Regions from separate parts of the Homo sapiens genome. Here region 1 is linked to region 2. The links are chromatin loops, found by intact Hi-C in ENCODE. Cell type or tissue: upper lobe of right lung. All regions are shown on one strand.

The links. Peaks named below come from ENCODE experiments on the same cell type or tissue, not always from the same donor. Only the 100,000 strongest peaks of a DNase experiment are listed, where the experiment ranks them.
Region 1: it touches region 2 in a loop (4-fold over the local background); 21 of 110 quality-filtered maps call a loop at or near these places.

Annotation. Positions count from the first base shown.
Region 1 is chr12:38,303,552-38,306,051 of GRCh38, forward strand. No RefSeq gene overlaps it. Among named protein-coding and RNA genes, the nearest start is that of ALG10B, 12 kb to the right of the region's middle. In upper lobe of right lung, no CTCF peak of the experiment used is centred here; no DNase peak of the experiment used is centred here.
Region 2 is chr12:38,157,907-38,160,406 of GRCh38, forward strand. No RefSeq gene overlaps it. Among named protein-coding and RNA genes, the nearest start is that of ALG10B, 160 kb to the right of the region's middle. In upper lobe of right lung, no CTCF peak of the experiment used is centred here; a DNase peak (open chromatin) is centred at 1,385.

The DNA of each region.
Region 1 (2,500 bases), 150 kb after region 2:
GTCACCCAGGCTGGACTGCAGTGGTGTGATCGCAGCTCACTGCAACCTCCACCTCCTGGGCTCAAGCCATCCTCCCACATCAGCCTCCCAAGTAGATAGGTGCACCACCATGTCCGGGTAATTTTTTGTATTTTTGGTAAATATGGGGTTTTGCCATGTTGTCCAGACTGTTCTCAAAATCCTGAGCTCAAGCGATCTGCCCACCTCAGCCTCCCAGAGTGCTGGGTTTACAGACGTGAGCCACTGTACGAGGCCAGTGTTCATATTTGCTATAGTTTTATGATACCCAAAAGCTCTCACCATCTTTCAATATTCAAATTATGCATTGGGAAACATTTATGAGTAGGATGGTCAGCCATGTTATCATTGGGCCTCCACACATCGCCAGCCTGGGTATAAACATAAAATCAAACACAAGTGGCTAGTTCACATTGCAGTATCAACTCTAAGAACATCTAGCACTGCATTTTCTAGTACAATAACCACTAGCCATTAAAGAGAAGTTAATATAAAAAATTAATATTTAAGTTAATATTTAATTAAATTACCAGCCTGGCCAATATGGTGAAACACCTCTCTACTATAAATACAAAAATTAGCCAGGCATGGTGGCACAGGCCTGTAGTCCCAGCTACTCGAGAGGCCGAGGCAAAAGAATTGCTTAAACCCAGAAGGCAGAAGTTGCAGTGAGCCGAGATGGAGCCATTGCACTCCAGCCTGGGCAACAAAGCGAGACTCCATCTCAAAAAAAAATTAATTAATTAATTTAATTAAAGTCTCTGTTCAACTACCCTAGTCGCATGTGGCTGTGGTTATCATATTAGACAGCATAAAATACATTTTAATTATTGTGGAAAGTTGTGTTTTAAAATTTTTATAGAGAATTATGTACCTTTAGACAATGTCTAAAAAAGCTGCTGCTTAGGAAACACTATAGTAGATGGCCGGCCATGAGAAAAGGAGTTATTTCTGTTGTATTAACTGCTTTTTTCCCTAGTGCTTAGTGCTTAATAAACACTTGTTGAAAGATTGAAATTCCAGTTTAAAAGGCAAACTGTGTATATAAATTATGTTTTCAAACTAAGAAGTTCTGTGATGGAATAGATGTACTAGGGACAGAGATAAAATGTATAGATCTTTTGTTTATCAAAAGATACATGAACCTATTTAAAATAAATGCTTTTCACATAGCTAATTATTTCACCATGTTCACCATAAATAAACAAATCAAATTTTAATTATTGTTGTTCTATGAATAATGACCATCAATTTTTAGGTTAAAATATTTTGATTTATTAATCATGCTAAATGAACACTGTCAAAACAACAGATTTTATGGAAACTAAGACAACATCAAAGGTACAATATACATGTTGTTATCGGTACTAATTAATGTCTTTACATATCTACTAACTTCACTGTAGAGAATAAATATGTTTCTGCAAATTTATACACAAATTCTAATTTTAACAATCGAATCTTTCTTTTACTAAACTAGGGCATTTGCTGTGGAAAGGAACCCTTATTCTTTTTGGTGTTGTAGTTCTTGTTTTGCTTTCAAACAATGAAAACATTATGTAATTTGAAAAATTATCCCCATGCTGTTTGTGTTGTAAATCCATGTTTGTTTATTAAAGCTTTTACTCTTGAGACTATATTGATAACAATCTAAATATTTTACCTTCATCTTATATAAGCTTCACATGTTGGTATTAAAAAATCCTCTTGTAATAAACACAACTCTAAGAGTTTAATGTTTACATGCTAGAGAAATGAAATAAGCTTATCAATGATGAAATAGATATATGTATCCTACTTTCTGGAAAATAACATGTTTCATTACTTGGCTGTTTGATTTACAAAAATTATAGATTGTATTGGATGTCCCATGAATGTGCCTGGTAAAATATAATGGAATACTTATATTTCTCTTAAGAATACTCTAATATAATATATTTGTATTTCTCTGAATTTGAAGGGAACAGCCTAAAACTATCAAAATGCAAATGTAACATAATTTTGCCAGGAACCTACTCCTTCATCAGGAAATATAGACCACAATAATTTAATTCATGCTGGAAAACAATGCTTTCCATTAGCACAGTTTTATTTTCAAAACCAGAATAAATTGTTGATTTAGAAGTAGTCTCAGTCCTCATCTTTGGAAAGATTCCGTTTTTCTTATTCAGGCTACAAGTACTTGTAAAAGAGTGTATAAAAATATTTCACCTGTGGGGGGAAGGGGGAGGGATAGCATTTGGAGATATACCTAATGTTAAATGACGAGTTACTGGGTGCAGCACACCAACATGGCACATGTATACATATGTAACAAACCTGCATGTTGTGCACATGTACCCTAAAACTTAAAGTATAATAAACAAAAATTTCACCTAACCACATTCATTTTGGCTACCTAGTTTAATGTGAATTACCTTGAAAGAGGGGATTAACGGGCATGACTGTGGACCATAAAATATGTAATAGATAAATATTCTTG
Region 2 (2,500 bases):
GCAAGAAGGCCACCGGGGGAAGGGTATGGGACGCCAGGGTTGAAAGGGATAGTTGAGGCAGTCCGGGGAAAAACGTGGCAGGCTGGGGTCGTCCCATGGACGACAGTGCCTTCCCAGCAGCCCCTGCGTCAGGCCCGGGGTGGTCGTGGAGTCCCTGGCTTGCACCGAGGGTGCGGGTCGCACCCATGGGGGCACCCCAAAGTGGCAAGAAGGCCGCCGGGCGAACGCCACAGAAGGCCAGGCTTTAATGGGGATGCTGAGGCAGCACAGAGAGAAAAGCGGCTAGTCGGGTTCCTCCTACGGATGACAGTGCCTTCCTGGCAGTCCCTGCGCTGGGCCCGGGGGGATCGTGGAGTCCCTATCTTGCACCCAGGGTGCGTGTTTCGCCCATGGGAGGCACCCCAAAGCGGCAAGTAGGCCCCTGGGGGAAGGGGACAGCACCTCAGACTTGAAGGGGGACTTTGAGGTAGCCCGTGGAAAAAAACGGCGACGCTGAGTTTCTCCCACAAACGACAGTGCCTTCCTGGCAGCCCCTTCGCTGGGCCAGGGTGGTCCTGGAGTCCGTGGCTTGCACCCAGGGTGCGTGTCTCGCTCAAGGGGGCACCCCAAAGCGGCAAGTAGATTCCCGGGGGAAGGGAGAGCACGTCAGGCTTGAAGGGGAGGTTGAGGCGGCCCCGGGGTAAAAGTGGTGAAGCTGGGGTCCTCCCACGGATGACACCGCCTTCCTGGCAGCCTCTGCAGTGGGCCCAGAGGTGTCGTGGAGTCTCTGGCTTGCTCCCAGGTTGTGTGTCTCGCCCACGAGTGGCACCACAAAGCAGCAAGAAGGCCCCCAGGGGAAGGGTACAGGACTCCAGGGTTGAAAGGTAGAGTTGAGGCAGACCGGTGTCATCCCAAGGACAACAGTGTCTTGTCCGGTAGCCCCTGCATCGGGCCTGGGGTGGTTGTGGAGTCCCTGGCTTGCACCCGGGGTGCGTGTCGTGCCCACGATGGGCACCGCAATGCGGTAAGAAGTCCCCGAGTGGAAGGGAACAGGACGCCGAGCTTGAAAGGGGACGTTGAGGCAGTCCGGGGAAAAAATTTCCACTGAGAACAGTGCCTTCCCGGCAGCCTCTGAGTGGGACCCAGGTGGACGGTGGAGCCCCTGGCTTGGACCCAGGGTGCCTGTCTTGCTCACGGGGTGCACGTGAAAGTGGCAACAGGGCCCCCGGGGGAAGGGGACAACATGTCAGGCTTGAAGAGGGACGTTGGGCCAGCCAGAGGAAAACAGCGGCTAGGCTGTGGTCGTCCCACAGACCACAGTGCCTTCCCGGCAGCCCCTGAGCCTGGCCCAGGCGGGGGGGTTTGGAGTCCCTGTCTTGCAACAGAGTGCGTGTCTCGCCTAAGTGTGCACGCGAAAGCTGCAAGAAGGGCTCCGGGGGAAGGGAACAGGATGCCAGGCTTGAAAGGGGACTTTGAGGCAGTCCAGGGAAAAACTTTCCACGGAGGACAGTGACTTCCCGACATCCCCTGCGCCTGGCCCTGGGGGTCTTGGAGTCCCTGGTTTACACCCAGGGTGCGTGCCTCGCCCACGGGTGGCACCCCAAAGCAGCAAGAAAGCCCCGGGGGGGGAAGAACAGGATGCCAGACTTGAAAGGGGACGTTGAGGCAGCCCAGGAAAAAAAGGGGCGAGGCTGGGGTCCTTTCACGGATGACAGTGCCTTCCCTACAGCCCCTATGCCAGTCCCGGGAGGGTCGCGGAGTCCCTGTCTTGCACACAATGTGCGTGTCTCGCCCACGGGGGGCACCCCAAAGTGGCAAGAAGTCCCCCGCGGGAAGGCAACAGGACGCCAGGCTTGAATGGGGACGTTTAGGTAGCCTGGAGAAAAAAGCAGCGAGGCTGGGGTGATCCCACGAATGACAGTGCCTTACCGGCAGCCCCTTTGCCGGGCATGCGGGGGTTGTTGATTCCCTGGCTTGCACCCAGGGTGAGTGTCTTGCCCACGGCGGGCACCACAAAGCAGCAAGAAGGTTCCCGGGGGAAAGGGACAGCACGTCAGTCTTGAAGGGGGAAGTTGAGGCAGCCCCGGGGAAAAAAAGCGGGGATGCTGGGGTCCTCTCACGGACGACACTGCCTTCCCAGCAGCCTCTGCAGTGGGCCCGGGAGCGTCCTGGAGTCCCTGTCTTGCACCCCGGGTGCGTGTCTCACCCACGGGGAGCACCACAAAGCGGCAAGAAGGCCACTGGGGGAAGGGTACAGGACGCCAGGGTTGAAGGGGATAGTGGAGACAGTCCAAGGAAAAAAGTGGCGGGATGGTGTCGTCCCAAGGATGGCCACCCCTGCGCCGGGCCAGGGATGGTCGCGGAGTCCCTGGCTTGCACCCAGGTTGTGTGTCTCGCCCACAGGGGGCACCCCAAAGCAGCACGAAGGCCTCCAGGGGAAGGGAAGAGGACGCCAGGCTTGGAAGGTGACGTTGAGGCAGCAGGGGGTAAAAAGTGGCGGGCCGGGCCCTCCCACGGATGA